Linked DNA regions of Homo sapiens: region 1 is linked to region 2. The links are chromatin loops, found by intact Hi-C in ENCODE. Cell type or tissue: gastrocnemius medialis. All regions are shown on one strand. Each heading gives the region's core, and the rest is flanking DNA. Links, peaks and the distances in the headings are about the cores only.

Region 1 (9,524 bases), core at 643-8,642, 1.3 Mb before region 2:
ATGCATGTGTGTCTGTGTGTGCGTGCATGTGTGTGTGTGCATGGTGCATGCATGTGTGTGCATGCCCGTGTGCACATGCGAGTGTCCGTGTGTACATGTATCTGATTATGGAAAGTCTACCTGAAAACCTGTGCGCTAGAGCTTAGCCAGAACCACTTCATACAATGATTCTAATGCTAGGGAAAAACCCATTTGCTGTCATTTTGGTTCTCTTTGAGCCAGTTTAATGAGCTGAAATATAATGAAGTTTTGTTATGGGCTTATCTGGGGTCTCCTGGAGGGTGCCAAGGGTCCTTTCTTACTCTGGGCTCCCTGGAGTTCAGTCACACCAACTGAGGAGCCCATCCTCTCTGGCTCTAGCGTGCCTGGGTCCCTTCTTTGGGGAATTCTCTTCCTAATCCATTTGTCCGTGGGACTGGCAGTTACCTCTCCCTGGTATTGTGTTGAGTTCATAACAGGCTGAGGAAATAGCACCAGAGCACCCATAGCACTCACTCTCGGAGGGCATTTGACCACCACTGGGAGGTCACTGGAGCAGCTCCCTGGACTTTTCCCTGGAGTTGGATGGGAAGGCGAGCTTACTCTCATGATTTGACCTACCAGCTTCTAGGGTAGGGCTGTCAGAAGCAACTTTTACCACCTGAACATTGTTTCATTGTAGTGAGGAACAATGAGACTGACCTGAAAAGCAGAATGGAGATGGCAGAGACATGAGGTGGCAAGGGATGGAGGGGGCATCCTGAGGACAGTGCTTTAGTCTCTGGGCTCAGCTCTTGGGACACTCACCTTGGTCGTCCCACTTAGGCGAGCTTCAGTTAGTCAATGTTGGGTTTCTGTCACTTGCCAGGAGCCTTGGCATTTAAGGCAGAATTTGTTTACTCTTAAATTAAGCAGCTCTACAAGTTTCATTTCATTTCATTGCTCATGATTTTCATCCCAGTTTCACTTCATTGCTCTGCTCTCTCAGGATGAGTCGTTGGCAGGGGAGAACTCTCCTTTCTGTAGTGGAATGAGTCAGTGTGGTGCCTGGATTGGCCCAACCGAGTGTGGGAGCAGATGCTCTCACTTGGACTGTACATCATCTTGAGTAGGTCAGTCAGCCTCCTGTGCCTCAGTTTCTCTATGTCCACAATGAGAATGTTAGCACCTTTCTCCTAGGTTCATCGTGTTGACTAGCTGGGCTAGTGTTCTAAAGCCCTTCAAACAGTTCCAGACACACAGTCAGTTCTGCTTCATTAGTAGCTGCTATCATTATGGTTTCCACGACAACATGCCATCTGACCCTATTTATGCCATCCTCCCTGGCCTGGGAGCCAAGGTCACGGTAGAACACCTGATGAGTCATGCCTAAGTTTTTGGCATCTTTAACCAAGACAGAGATCAGTAATCAAAAGTAAAAGTATTCAGTAAAACAGATGAATCCACATACCATTTTTGAATGTTGAAATATGTTCATCAGAACAACTTTAAAGGTAAATTGGGTCGAGAGCATGATTTAGTACAAAGGTCAGTAAAGTATGGCCCATGGGTCAAATCCAGCTGTCACCTGTTTTTATAGAACCCATGAGCTAAGAATCATTCTTACACTGTTAAATGGTTGAAAAAAAAAATCAAAAGAATGTTAACATTTTGTGACATGTGAAAATTATGTGAAATTGACATGTGCATATGCATGAAGTGTATTAGAACACAGCTGCCCCCTCTGCTTGCATCTCGTCTCTTGCTGCTTTTGGGCTACGATGGCAGAGCTGGGTTGAATTGTGGCCCACGGTGCAGAAAATATTTACTTTCCGCCCCTTTTACAGAAATGTTTGTTAACCACAATTTAACTCTTTTTAGCTTAATTCTTAATTTTCCTTTGTCCCTCTAAAATTTCAGACTTTCAGGAATTGAGGGGTAAACTTGAAACACGGGTTTGTAAGTGAGGACACTACAGCGCTGGCTTCATATAAGACATACAGGCAAACTCATGATCCTCACTCATTTCATTTCAGATGAAAACTGCTTTCCAGTGACAATCAGAAGGGGAAAGGTTGAACTGTCATTTTTCTGAGAAAAATAACATGGAATAAAAGGGCCTACATTCTCTTTCCTACATTCTCATCATTCTACAGTTATTTGGGGTTTTTATCTCTCCCACTTGATGTATATATTCATAAAACCTCAGGAAGAAACATGATCAAAAGTAAAACTGAAAGGAAAAAAACATAAAAATGTTCCTTGGTTTTGTTATGTTTTCGTCAAACTCAACGTTTAGTGAGTTGTTTTTATTTTCCTTTCCAATTGTATTTATAGGCTTCGCTCTTCTCCCTGATTTTTTTTTTTTTTTGCCTTTTTGCAAAACATTCCCTGGAGGAACAGCATGAATCAAGACAAGCTCTTTATCTTCTGCTGATTTATATAAAAATAGACAGCATGCATGGGCTTTTGCATGCTGTTTCATGAAATGCTCTTGTTTTTATCATTGTAAACTTCTGGGGCTCTGAAAAAATGATAAGGAAACGAGTCCTATCATCACCTCCCGAGAGTCAGCATTTGTTTCAGTTTCTCCATGTGATCTGTGATGCAGAGGTCTGGCTCTCCTGTGGGTGGGGCTTAGAGAAGAACCTCTGTGATACACAGGAGTGAAACGTTACTTAGCAGATGCAGCCTCACGTTTCCGTGATACTGTAATCATCTAACACCAGGAGAATCCCATAGAACATTGACATCAACACTAGGGGGTTTGCCCTTGTGGGGAAGAATCTAAGGTAACATCATGAGGACTCTAATAAATGCAATGGTGTTTAATTATGGTTTAGGGCTCTGACATGATGCAGAGCCCATTATGGACAAGTCTCTGGCTGAAAGTCCCTGCAAGAGGGATGGATTCTCAGAAAGCAATTTGTCATCATCGTTTTGCCCTTGGAAGTGAAACCCAAGAGCAACTGGGATTCCCCCGGTGCTCTCCTGGAGCGTCTTGGCCCCATTCTGTTCTCTTCCAGCATCTTTCATCTCCCATCTTCCCTCCTTCAGGGGCTCATTTTCAGAATTTTCCATTGAAATCCCTCACGTTTGTCACTTGAAGGAGTAACCTTCATTTATATGTAACATTCAATTAAGTAAACACTCATTGCATAAAAGAGGCTTTACTGTGTGCACAGATTTGATTAGGAGCAATTACGACTTTGTGTCATTCATATGAATAAGCTAACTTAAGCCGAAATGTTAACAGGAGGGAATGACTTCCCCATCTCCCTCCTCCTCCATAAACATTTCCCATTTAGTGAGGATTCCATCATCCCAGACAGAAGCAGCCCAGACAAAACAGAGGCGACATATCTCCACACTGCAGTCTCAAGGCTGGTAGAGGAGGACAGAAACTGGAGAAAGAAGGCCAAGAGCAGCAGCTGAGCTCAGAGAAAACCCAATACCTGCAGAGAGATGCCTTTCTGTGGAGAAAAGAGAAAGTCATAACCAGAAATACACTCAGGGAACAATGCTCAATCCTTGGTTTCCAAAGGGTGAGAGCAGCTCAGGCAGGATCCGCAGGCTCCAAAGCTGGGGTTATACAGGTGGAGGGTGTGGCCTCAAGAGGCAGCCTCAGCCGGGGGCACCCTGGTAGGATGGGCATGGTGGGGAGGGCCTGGGGTCAGAGCTGGTTCAGTCTGGGTATGGATATGACCAAGTGGCCAGTGGGAAAAGCCGCCAAAAGCATTCACAGTGGGAACACATGATCCTAAGAGCATAGCAATTCCAGGCTCACCGACTAGCAGGCTTGGAGCTGCAGGTCTTCTGCCTGCCCCATCGATTATGTCCAGGGCCTCCAAAGATGGATGGGGGTGCCAGCAGCCCCGAGTTCCATTCTGGGCATCACACTTTAAATGTGGTAAAAACGAATTCACAACAAAGGCTTAGATCAAGGAGGCCGACGGAACAAGATGCTACTCCTTCCCCTCTCTCATCCCCAACTTCCTAGAAAAGACAAAGAGAAAACACCTTCAAAATCAGAGCAAGTCCATTAGAGGCCTATGATGTGAGAAAGAAATCACTTCAATGATGAGATCTGTGGGTTGTTTGTGACATCAGCCTGTGTTAGTTACCCTAATAAGAACTTAGTGACTGGAAACAAGGTATTTGATTTTTTAAAAAATAATAAAACCTAAACTACATAGTATTATTCTAGCAGCTGGGTGTCAGGAGGTAAGACAAATGATATTTAAGACTGGAAAATTGGATCAACACTTTCTTGCAGCAAAATATTTAGTGAAACTTTTGCCTTTTATTTCTTGGAGCATAGGTCACACGCCAGAGGCTTTTGTCATTCTGGAGAAGAGCAGAGGTTAGTAGCATGCGCTGTGAAAGCTCCACTTGGAAAACCATCACAAGAAAGAGATGCATTCAGAAAGGGAGGGCCAGAGTGCAGTCAGCAATGTTAAGGAAGAGAGTCCAGAAATTCTCCACTCGGCACGGTTGCAGTGGAAAGAACCGGCATGCTAAGGCATTACTGAGATGAAAGTGGCCCAGCTTACAGCAACTTGTCCATCAGCAAGAAATACAGGTGTTAAAGCACTGAAACTTTAAGACTGTTACGCCACTCACATGAATTACACTGACTCAATTTTCTATATATGTACTAGTCACAGCAAGTAGAAAGTGCAATAGGGGAAAAAAGATCCCAGTCACAGTAACGAGAGGAACAGAAAGCCTAGACATGCAGCTGACAAGAAATGTGCAAGATCTGTATCCAAACACCTGTGGAGGTTCCCAAGGTTCCCAAACTTGATCTGCATATTCGATGCAATCCTGACCAAAATTACAACAGTATGTTTTTAGAACCTGACACACTGATTCCCACATTCATCTGGCAGAGTAAATAAATGCAAAAAAAAAAAAACTAATAAATTCTGATTTAAAACACACAATTAAGGGAAATAGGCCAGATATCAAAACATATTGTCTTGTTATAGAAATTTACATAATGTGTTTATGGAGGAAAGGACAAATCAATAGAACTAAACAGAAAATCTAGACATATCACTAAGGTGGCATTTTTTAATCAGTGTGGAAAAATGCTTTCCTCCATGTATTCAATGGTTTTCAAGTAACTGGCCATCCATTAAGGAGAAATATAAAATTAGATATACCATGGCCAAAAGTAAATTCTAAATGATTTTGAAAGAATGGAAGAAAATATCAAAATAGCTTCATAATCTTATAATGGGGAAGGATTCTCTGAGCTAGAATTTTGTAAATATAGAATATTTTGTAAATATAGAATTTTGTAAATTCTAGCTCACAAAATTCAGAAGTCAAAGGAAACACTACATGAACATTTAAAACATGCCTGTGACCAAAGAACACCATAAAAAAAGGGAAAATTAGAAAAATAAGAGAAAATATTTGCAACATATACCATAGGCTAAAGATTGATATTCAGGGTATATGTTTAAGAATCGCCAACTACTCAAGAAGATGAAAACAACCCAAGAGGGAAACGAGTAACATGATGAACCAGTGAAAAAGAATGAATTCTGATAGTATGTTCTGACATGTTAAGGTTTTGAAGATTGTTAGAAAAATCATGAAGGGAACATGTAAAGTAGAATCCTGTTTACATTTTACAGTTGTGTGTGTGAGTGTGTATGGATGTGTTCATGTGTCTGTGTGTGTGAGGGCATTAGTAAGTGCGTGTGAGTGTGCGTGTAAGTACATGTGAAGGCACAGAAAAGGATCTAGAGAGATACAGGCATGATTGTTAATAGTGGCTCCTTCTAGGGAGGAAACTGTCAGGGGTCACTTAAAGGAGTAAATGGCATTTATGGTTTATTCTAAAGTCCCTATATTATTTTTAATTGCATAGAGAATTGTTGCATGCATATGTACATATTTTAATAGATTTTATTTTTTAGAACAGTTCTAGGTTCACAGCACAATTGGGCAGAAGGTACAGAGAGTTATATACTCGTACCCCACACCCATCCGGCCTCCCCCACTATCAGCACCCTGCACCAGAGCGGTTCAGTCATGACAGCTGGTGGACCTGTACTGATGCATCCTAATCACCTAGATCCATAGTTTACACCAGGATTCACGATTGGAATTGTGCATGCTGTGGTTTGGACAAGTGCAGAATGACATGGATACACATGATTACAGTATCATACATTTTCACTGTCCTGAAATTCTTCAGGGCTCTGCCCGTTCATCCCTCCCTCCCCCCAGGTCCTGGCAACCACTGATGTCTTTTTTCCATCTCCATAGTTTTGCCTTTTCCGGAATGTCATGTAGTTGGAATCATACAGTAGGTGGCGTATATGTTTATTTTAAAGTCCTTAAAAACACAGAAATATACCCGGAATTGTATAGGAGCTCAGGAACATCAACTTGCAGGGCCATCGGAAGCTGCTGAGGCTGGAGACGTTCAGGTGAGCTCCATGAAACAGAAGATCAAAGAAGAGCCGGGGCGGGATCAGAGCAAGAAAAAGAGCTCTGTTTATGCCGAGAAGTCGCAGCACAGAGTGATACCACCCAGGAGGTAAGCCCACAGTGCACAGAATAAAACGGAGAATCAACACTGGGGAGTTAACAGAATTAGCACTTCCTCAGACAAGCTGCATAAAATCACCCAGAATGCAGGAAACATTTCCTATCAGAAGAAAAAGATTTAGATGTATAAGATAAACAAAAAATAGACATAGGATGTCCAATAAATGGAAACTCTAGAATGCCTGAAAACAAAACCAGAATCAATGCAGATCAAATGTGCTTGACTGACACCTCTCAAGGTATATAGAGGCTAATTCTTTAACTTTGATCATAAAACTCATTGCTTTTTTTTTTTTCATGTACTAGAAAGGGAGGCTTCTAAACTAATCATATATTGCACTGGTGTTAATCTTCAGATTGTAACCCAAAGTGTAAAAATGTATTCATTTTAAAAGAACCTAAGGATTTTGGGGGACATTTTGATTAGGTAAGACAAAATGTTGTCTAGTTATTCACAACAAGGTACAGAAACAGTTCTCTACGACTCAGGAAGCACTGATCCCCGGGGGGATAAGGATGCTGTCAGGACTGCATTCCTCAGAGGAATGGGAACAGCCACGAGGCTTAGGTGTCAGAATCACCTACTTCTGGAAGACAGAGGAATATTCGTGGACAAAATGGAATAGAAGAAAATGAAAGAGTCAGCGGAGGAAGGAGACAACTGTGTCCTTGAGGATCTGGCCAGGGAAACAACTGGGCCACTTGAACAACAGAGAGAACTCCGTGCAGGGGATTGGTCACCCGTGACGGAGGGGGCCGAGCAGCAAACAGGGAGGGTGAGCAACAGCAGAAAGCGACAGCCACCCCTGGCTGGAGAGGCAAATGGAAGAGGTGCACGGGTCAGCCCTGTGGGAGGGGAAGCCGGAACAACAGCAGGTCTCCCCAGGGGACACAGTGGTGCTGCCGCCGTGTGGGCGGAAAACATCGGCAGAGCAGAGTCGGGGGAAAGGTTCCCAGGTCCCCCACTCTGGACCCTCGGTGGTCTAAGGCACCCAGAGGCGGCTGACTGGGAGCCTTGGACTCGGAGCAGCGCGTAGAGGGTGAGGGGCCTGCACAGGAGGAGCGGCCGGGCGGTGGAGTGTGTCCTGCCTCGGGTCCTCCCTCACCGGGGCCTCGTCAGGGATCCTCACAGAGGTTTGGTTTGGTTTGCTGGGATTTCTAGGGAAGGCAGCCGGGGTTTCATACCAGCCTGGTGGGACAGGGCGCTGTGGGGGAAGAAGAAACTGCTTTGCAAACCCACTTTCAGCAGTGACTGAGAAAGTCAGAAGAAAGCAAGCTGGAGAATTGGCAGAGGTGATAGGAGCTGCCCACGCAGGCAGCCAGCTGAGCCAGCCACACTGAGGGAAACCTCGAGGGCAATGACTCTGGCCAAGGGACACCTGGGTGACAGATGGAAGCCCGATTAGCTGTGGTCCAAAAAAGGGGTCCTCCAAAAAGCATAATGGAGGCCATTATTGTGCAGTTATGAATGAGAAAGTGGCTGAGTTTCCTTCAGTGTGTTGACCTCCTACATGGTAAGCACTAACAGCATAGTATGTCCTCAACACCAGACTAGGGGAATGAGTCTGTCACCAGGGTGCACTGTCCATCTTCGATTAGTTTTCCAGCTCTTACAATTCACAGGTCCTTTTAAATATTAGAATGTATTTGGTGCCACAACTGAAAGCATCGAGCTGCATTTGTAATCACCACACTATCCACCTGATCCTCCCTTGCTCTGCTGCTAGCCAAGGCAACTGTGAGAGGCTGGACTGTGCACCTCCACGCTGTGAAGCAGCAACTCTCCTGTTTCAGAAACCATGGGTTCCATCGCCCAGCTCCTGGCTCTGCTCCCACTTAACAGACGTGGGTTGGAGCATCACTGTGGCCATCGCATCCTCGCGTGCAACAGACAGGATGCACGATTTCCCTCCAGAGCCTGTGTCAGTCTGCTTGCCTGTGGCACCTTCACACCAAGCAGGGAAGTCTGCATTTTATGTCTTGAAGCAAATGCAGCTGTGCTTATAGTGGTCACCATCCCCGTGTTGACGACAGGGTTGCAAGGCAGAAGTGGGGCACAGCGGAAAGTCCTGGCCCATTTTCCATCTCCAAGCCCCCTCCCCTTGATCTTACTGGAATCTTCCCAATGCATTCTACATCATGTTTTCCTCAGGCTGAGATCTCCCCTGTGCAAGAAACAGTCTGAATCCTAACGAGATGTCTAAAAAGAGGCAAACAAGCAGCTCTAAATAATTCTGCCGTGCTTTGAGGGACAAAGTGAATAAATGCTAAAACATCATCTCTTTAGTTCTCAGGTTCTTAAAAACTTTCTAAAAAGCTGCTATTACCCCAGAAACACACTTTGAATGTTTCCCACTGTTTGGAAAAAGCAAAATACTTTTAAAATAAATAATGTGTGTATGCATATTCTATTTAACTCCATGATTTTTACAGAAAATTTTGAAAAACAAAAAATTAACGAGGAAGTACTTTAGCACCTACTATGGTTTCATGATGAGCAAGAAAATCGCCCAAAAGACTATTAACAAAATGTGCCTCTGGGAAGTCACCCAAGGAATAGTTCTGGTTATATATGACTGTGTATAGTCTATAGAGTTCAGGAAACTTAATATTGAGTTAAATCAGATTAAACTATCCTGGTACACTTTTCTTTATTAAGTCTACTTCTAAAATGTTGCCATAAATAAATTATTCTAAATTGATGAAATGAAGTAGAATGGTTAACATTTAAAGAAATCCTAACGGGAATTATTTTTTAAATCACACAGTCACCTCCTGTTTTGTTTAACATGTACTTCTGCAAACATTTGGATTTTATTAAGAAATAACTAAATTTAGGAGAGAATTTTAACTGCATTCTCTAACATCGATTTTTAAAACTGCTGCATATGAACATTATTTCCAGAATGCAAAAACAAATGAAGTTTCTTATAGTCTTTACACGCGAACAGGCGCCCCTACAGTCTTCCTCGTTTATCACCCACCGCTCAACCACC
Region 2 (8,000 bases), core at 1-8,000:
TGTGAGTGCAAGTCAAGACAGTGGCACCTCGCTAAATGGGAGTTATTCTCCACTGCCAGGTGCTCACACTCAAAAAGCCAATTTTACTTAGTCACAATTACTCTCACTAAACCTGGACCCCTAAGCACAGAACTCTGTAACATGCTGTAGACGGCACAGGAAGCACTCCCCCATACACTGAGTACACTGGTTGTTGTGAAGAAATGCACTTATCCAATTGTTTGTCTTGTGAGTGAAATTAGGCGCTTTTTTCTCATAGGACACCACCTTTGATTGAAAGAACTGACAAACTATGGCTAACTGGAACAACGCAGATTTTTTTCAACAATAAACAAAGTGAACCTGTAACTTAAATGAACTTTATCCTCGTGGTCAATAACATCTGAGCTTTTAAGCAAAATTAAAAGTTTGGAACAATTTTCATCAGCTATCCTGAGCTTGACAGCTTTACAATATTTAAGACTTTTCTGTGATGAGATTGGTGATATTAAATGTGATTTTTGGGTATTGTTGGCATTTCGAAGATCTATGTCAATCAATTATTTTCCAAGTGAATAATGCAGGTTACAAAATCATAAGTGGGCAAAAGGATCCCTTCAACATTTAAGCTAGCTCAATGGATTTTAGTGTAACAAGGTATAAAAAGCTCACTGACAGCATTTCAGATTTCACACTTCAAGTACCCTTTAAGAAATTACTACTTGTTGAGTTTTATTGTAGCATCAAAAAAGAATATCCGTATTTGAAAAGGCTAGTAAAAGATTCTGCCCTCCATTAACTGTGTATTTGTATGAGAATGGGTTTTCTTCATATATTCAGTCTTACGGATATGAAAAACACACGAGAATGAATGCAGAACAGATAATGAAAAATCAGCCATCTGATATCAAACCAGACAGTACAAAGGTCTGCAACAAGGCAATGCGATTCTCATTATTTTTTGTTTGTTTTGGAAATATAGTTATCTTTCATTAAAAACGTCATTTATGGGTTCATTACTGTTCATTTTAAATGAATAACTAAATAAACAATTTCTGAGTTTTTAATTACTAACAAAGTAAATACAGATAGATGTAACCTGGAGTAACAAAAGTTCTTTGAGGGTTCTCAATAATAACTAACAGGTATGAGAACCAAAGATCCAAGGATGGAGATCACAGGGCAACCAAATTCCCCAAAGGCTAAAGCAAGCAGGATGGCATCATTCCCCCCATTCCCCTACACTCGCAGCCTTCCCTTACTCCAGGAGCTCTCCTATGGATGAGAACTTGCTTCAAAGTGGAATCCTGTTCCCTCCATCCAGGCAAATCCTCATCTTCTTTTGACTCCTAAGTAGGAGAATTGCGAACATATCTTGGATGTGCTTTTACAACAGTATCATATTGTATGCTCAGCGTTCTGTGTTCACATTCTCTCTCAATACTACAAGTGTCCCACAGGTCTATATGTGGATCCAGCATATGAGTTTCATCTCTATTTTAAATGTGGAGAAGCTGAGGCATGGGACGCTTAAGTAATTTGCATTACTTTGTATCCTCTACAGGAACTAGCTTAGTGCTAGGTACGTGCAGCCTGAATATTGAGATACACAGCAGATGCTCAGTACATAATTACTGATCAAAGAATATCAGGATAACTCCCAATGTAAGATGATATTGTAAATATCTGAATAATTTCTAGGGAGCCTAGGAAACTGAAAAGTAATTTACTTCAGAAATCAGAAATTTCAGGTCACTGACCACTTTCAAATATCTCTTTGCAATCAGATTAAACTGCTACCAGCATACCACTGGATCTGTCCTCTGGAACAATCTACCACGGATATTAACTGTATGACTAACAGCAGAGAAAGGGATGCACATCTAGCACAGCTATGGTATTACTCAATCATGGGATGTGCATGCGTTCCCAGGAAATATATCATCATGTTATAAGGGCTCCCTTTCAATTAAAAGCACTTAATGAAATTCAGTTTTATAAGTGATTTAAATTAATGGAGCTAAGGAGTAAAATAAGAGGAAATCATGAGTCTAGTAGATGATTTGGGGAAAAAGACTCAATATACGATGACCTGACAGAGATGACAGATTGGCCATGATGGAGGAAGAGCTCCCCACAGAAGGTATGTGAGGACACTCCAGGGCCATCCAGCCGTATTAGAATACAAATAAGAAATGAGGAGCTAATCTCAACGTCCATGACAATGCAATCCCCAGCACTGTCAAGGGAGCCCCAGCAGAGCTGAGGCCTGCACAGAAAGTAAGTCTACAGGCAGACCCTTCTAATAAACACTAATTAGAAGATAAAGACAGCAGGGTTTTCATTTAAGATTCTGGATGCAAGTTTGCAAAGGAAAGGTGAGCTGACACAATTTCAAAGGAAAGCTGACAGATTTGCCAAGAGAACAGATAGAAATCACTGAATAATGGCTACTTCGGTCTGACCTGCAGAAACCTGACATGTGACACAGTGTTTTTCTAGCTCTAGGTTCCAGTTAATACAAGGAGGGGCAAATTATTCAGGATTTTATAAGCTCTTTGGGGCAGAAAGGTGGTATTCTACAGATTTACACTCCACTGAATCCAGTGGTAGGCAAATTTCTGTCCCAACTTTGCTACCTTTCCACTGGATGGCCTCAGAGAAGGGCTTAATCTTTCTAGGCTTCAGCTCTGCCAAGAACTGAGCACTGCAGTGAGATCAGTTTCTATTCTCCACCACATTTCTGTGACTCTAGAGCAATTCAAGCATTCCACAAAATGCTCTTTAATAGTTAATCATTAAGGTAGGTTGGAGTAAACCCCGTGTACTAATCCTGTGACCATTTGCTGTTAGCAATGCTCACACCTGAATCCAACATTAGATAACGCAAGTCTCACTGACCTAAAGCTTGTTTTACTGTCCACGGAGTAAAAATCTCAATAGGATGTGCAAATTTTGAATTAAGAATAGACAGTGGCCGGGCATGGTGGCTCACACCTGTAATCCCAGCACTTTGGGAGGCCAAGGCAGGAGGATCACCTGAGGCCGGGAGTTTGAGACCAGCCTGACCAACATGGAGAAACTCTGTCTCTACTAAAAAAAACAACAAAAAATTAGCCGAGCATGGTGGCGCATGCCTGTAATCCCAGCTACTCGGGAGGCTGAGACAGGAGAATCGCTTGAACCTGGGAGGTGGAGGTTGCAGTGAGCTGAGATCACGCCATTGCACTCCAGCTTGGGCAACAAGAGCGAAACTCCGTCTCAAAAAAAACAAAAAAAGAATAAAGACAATTCCTTTATTTTATGAAGATTAGTGTGTGACTTAAGTTATTATTATTAAATCACAGCCTACCAACTTGATTTTTTACTCAATTTTTCAGTCAAGGTCAGATTCAGAAATGGCAAGAAAGTTCACTAACAGTTTCTCCTTAGTAACAATTCAAACTCTCATCCAGATGAGTGTGTGTGTGTGTGTGTGTGTGTGTGTGTGTGTGTTGGGGGGTGGGGGTGTTAATGTCACCTCTGAGAAATCTGCCAGGCCTAAACAGCAGGCTTCACTCACTTTCACCCTTTGCCCTCAGCCCACACTACTGTCCTTGTCACCCAGCAACTGCCTCGCTCTGAGTCCCATCTCCTGCGTATAGTGCCACGGCACGAAAAGGACAGGCAGGACCAGGCTCTGCTGCTCCTCTCCTGTGCTGGTGCACCTGTGCACACGTGGCAGCCCACTAGGCTGTGCTCCAGCCTCCCCACACCCATCTTGCTCATGCACACGACTTCATCAGCAGACCTGAGAAGGGCTTATTCTTCCTGACTTTGCTCCTACTTTGACATTACGCTTTCTAATTATCCATCCTCTGAACTGCTTTTATATGTTTATAAGCATTTTAGTACATGGTATTGTCAATTATATATTATGTTAATTACACATTATTCTTATTCTCTATAACATATAATTGTATTGTATATCAGTCTTAATTGTATAAGTATGCATATATTACTCTAAATAATACATATTATTAAATAGTCATAAATTATTTGGCTCTCAACAGCCAGAATTTTAGATTCAAAGAATAAACTAGACTTGATTTGAACAAAATTACAAGCCATATTTTATCCCTACAATTACACATCCTTCTTTTTAAATAAACTATTAACATATTCTTAATTCACATATTTTAAGGTACATATTTGAAAGTATATAATCTTAAATAGTTTTCTTTAAAAGAGTTTTGTGACATCTAAATGAAAGGTAAAGTACAGTCACAGGTCGCTTAGTCAGGAGACCACATTTTAAGAAATTCATCTTTGAGGAGATTCTGTCCTTGGACAAACATCATCCTAGAGTACACTTGCACAAACATGGATGCAGTAGCCACTACACACCTAGGCTATATGGGGTAGCCTACTGATAGGCTACAAATCTGTACAGCATGTTCCTGTACCGAATACTGGAGGCAACTATAACACTTGAGTAAGCATTTGTGTATCTAAACATAGAAAGGGTACAGGAAAACAAGGTATTATCATCTTCTGAGATCACCTTCTGGTATGTGCTCCACTGCTGATGAAAACATTGTTATGTGGTGAATGACCGTGTATACTATTTTATTTATGGCAATCATTCTTTTCCGAACCCATTATTTCATTAGCATGCCTATAGAGCTTTGCAGACACTACTCTAACACTATCAGAACCTTGGAAGATGGAACCTGAGAATCTATGTTTTTTAAGAAGCTTCTCTGGCAATTTGGATGGCCAGCCAAATTTGGTAATCCCAGAAGATAAACACTAGTTAGAAGAGACACTGGAGAAGACACCAAGATAAATCACAGGTACAGCTGACCCTCCTCTATAAACGCAAAGAGGCTGCTTCCGCTGTCGTATAAGGCTGCTGACCACAAAAAACAGTCTTCACTCTTATTTCCTCTCCAGATTAACCAATACAGAAACACAACCAGTAAAACAAGAACAAAAAAATCACCATATTTTAAAGTGTGACTTAAAAAAATACCATATTGTTTTGAAAATTCCACAGATTATCTAGGATAACATATTTATTTACACCTTAAAACATCTCTTCTAATTTTTTTTAACTCTCAAAAAAGATTTCACAATTTAGAATGAGTCAAAAGCATGAGCATTTTTTCCTGAATTCATAAGAGAAGCTGCTACTGAAATCAGCATTTCCAGATATATAGATGTCACCTAACTATGGGGAATGCCATCACTGACCCTCCTGTGTTCCCTAGCGCTCCACAGCTAGAATGAAAATTGTTCTTGAGGGTATCTTGAACTAAGGAATTCAGCAAAACAGTTTTGAACCTGTACACCACATGGCATAGTTTCATTTCCACTTCTGTGCCTCTGCTTATCTTCTGATGTATCTCTACCAAATTCATAGTCTTTGGCAATCATTTGGTTCTCCTACACTCTTGTTTGGTAACTTATCTCCAAGTGTATTATTGGTTATTTCCAGTGAAATTTGGTGTCTACTTTGTAACCAGGTTTTTGTCTAGAACCATTTTATTTACTTAGGGCAATGTTGCTATATTTGCATGCAAAGTACACACAGAGGAGGAATGCAAATTTGCCGATACAGTAACAAAATTCACAGGGTATTTCCTACTGTGATCTATTTTTAGACTGACTTATATAACCGATTCTCAAACACTAACCTTATTTCAAATGATGCTATCTGTGAGTTTTCATTAAGAAAAATCCGGCTGGGCGCGGTGGCTCCACCTGTAATCCCAGCACTTTGGGAGGCCGAGGTGGGTGGATCACGAGGTCAGGAGATCGAGACCATCCTGGCTAACATGATGAAACCCCGTCTCTACTAAAAATACAAAAATTAGCCGGGCGTGGTGGCGGGCGCCTGTAGTCCCAGCTACTAGGGAAGCTGAGGCAGGAGAATGGCGCAAACCCGGGAGGCGGAGCTTGCAGTGAGCCGAGATGGTGCCACTGCACTCCAGCCTGGGCAACAGAGCCAGACTCCATCTCAAAAAAAAAAAAAAAAAAGAAAAAGAAAAATCCAAAGATACTTAAAAGTCATAATTATCTTCAAAGTATCTAAGGGCTATAATGCAGAAATTGGATGAAGCTTGTTTTATATTCCCCAGGGGCAAAGAATACATGCTGCAGATAGAGAAGTCAGGTCAAAACTAAGAGAGCTTTCTTTTTTCAGTTGTGGAATACACATGCAGAACGTACAGGTTTGTTACATAGGTATACATGTGCCATGATGGTTTGCTGCACCTATCAACCCATCATCTAGGTTTTAAGTCCCACAGGTATTTGTCCTAATGCTCTCCCTCCCCTTACCCCCCATGCCCCGACAGGCCCCAGTGTGTGATGTTCCCCTGTGTCCATGTGTTCTCACTGTTCAACTCCCACTTATGAGTGAGAACATGCAGTGCTTGGGTTTCTGTTCCTGTGTTAGTTTGCTGAGAATGATGGCTTCCAGCTTCATCCATGTCCCTGCAAAGGACATAACTCATTTTTATGGCTGCATAGTATTCCATGGTATATTATGTGCCACATTTTCTTTATCCAGTCTCTCACTGATGGACACTTGGGTTGGTTCCAAGTCTTTGCTATTGTAAATAGTGCTGCAATAAACATATGTGTGCATGAGTCTTTATAGTGGAATGATTTATAATTCTTTGGGTATATACCCACTAGTGTGAGATTGCTGGGTCAAATGGTATTTCTGTTTCTAGATCCTTGAGAATCACCACACTGTCTTCCACAATGCTTGAACTAATTTCCACTCCCACCAGCAGTGTAGAAGCATTCCTATTTCTCCACAGCCTCACCAGCATCTGTTGTTTCCTGACTTTTTAATGATCACCATCCTAACTAGTGTGAGATGGTACCTCATAGTGGTTTTGATTTGCGTTTCTCTAATAACCAGTGAATGATGAGCTTTTTTTCATGTTTGTTGGCCGCATAAATGTCTTCTTTTGAGAAGTGTCTGTTCGTATCCTTTGCCCACTTTTTGATAGGGTTGTTTTTTCTTGTAAATTTGTTTACATTCCTTGTAGATTCTGGATATTGGACCTTTGTCAGATGGATAGATTGCAAAAAATTTCTCCCATTCTGTAGGATGCCTGTTCATTCTGACGGTAGTTTCTTTTGCTGTGCAGAAGCTCTTTAGTTTAATGAGATCCCATTTGTCAATTCAGGTTTTTGTTGCAATTGCTTTTGGCGTTTTAGTCATGAAGTCTTTGCCCATGCCTATGTCCTGAATGGTATTGCCTAGTTTTTCTTTTAGGGTTTTTATGGTTTTGGGTTTTACATTTAAGTCTTTAATCCATCTTAAGTTAATTTTTGTATAAGGTGTAAGGAAGGGGTCCAATTTCAGTTTTATGCATACGGCTAGCCAGTTTTCCCAGCACCATTTAATAAATAGGGAATCCTTTTCCCGTTGCTTGTTTTTATCAGGTTTGTCAAAGATCATGATGATGGCTGTAGATGTGTAGTTATTTCTGAGGTCTCTGTTCTGTTCCATTGGTCTATATGTCTGTTTTGGTATCAGTATCATGCTATTTTGGCTTCTATAGCCTTTTAGTATAGTTTGAAGTCTACTGTGACACTTCCAGCTTTGTTCTTTTTGCTTACAACTGTGTTGGCTATATGGGTTTTTTGGCTCCATATGAAATTTAAAGTAGTTTTTTCTAATTCTGCGAAGAAAGTCAGTGGTAGCTTGATGGAAATAGCATTGAATCTATAAATTACTTTGGGCAGTGTGGTTATTTTCACGATATTGATTCTTCCTATCCATGAGCATGAAATGTTTTTCCATTTGTGTCCTTTTTCCTTGAGCAGTGGTTTGTAGTTCTCCTTGAAGAGGTCCTTCACATCCCTTGTAAGTTTTATTACTAGGCATTTTATTCTCTTTGTAGCAATTATGAATGGGAGTTCACACATGATTTAGCTCTATGCTTGTCTATTACTGATATATAGGAATGCTTGTGATTTTTGCACATTGATTTTGTATCCTGAGACTTTGCTGAAGC

The links. Hi-C counts contacts between places; a loop is a spot of excess contacts. Peaks named below come from ENCODE experiments on the same cell type or tissue, not always from the same donor. Only the 100,000 strongest peaks of a DNase experiment are listed, where the experiment ranks them.
Region 1: a loop joins it to region 2, with 7 times the contacts of the local background. A loop is called at or near these places in 6 of 110 quality-filtered maps.

What each region holds. Positions count from the first base shown.
Region 1 is chr5:6,821,073-6,830,596 of GRCh38, reverse strand. LINC02236 (long intergenic non-protein coding RNA 2236) reads right to left here. Exons shown (of 2, transcript NR_146281.1): 2 at 3,869-3,954. It overlaps MIR4278 (microRNA 4278), which reads left to right and starts at 2,676; the gene lies at 2,676-2,744. It overlaps LOC105374641 (a long non-coding RNA gene), which reads right to left and starts at 834. Exons shown (of 3, transcript XR_925740.3): 1 at 787-834. RefSeq lists enhancers at 1-269, 2,467-2,616, 6,881-7,465. In gastrocnemius medialis, for the core only: no CTCF peak of the experiment used is centred there; a DNase peak (open chromatin) is centred at 4,478; H3K27ac peaks cover 615 bases.
Region 2 is chr5:5,478,250-5,486,249 of GRCh38, reverse strand. The region is part of intron 17 of ICE1 (interactor of little elongation complex ELL subunit 1); the gene reads right to left. Among named protein-coding and RNA genes, the nearest start is that of ICE1, 60 kb to the right of the region's middle. In gastrocnemius medialis, for the core only: no CTCF peak of the experiment used is centred there; no DNase peak of the experiment used is centred there; H3K27ac peaks cover 4,488 bases.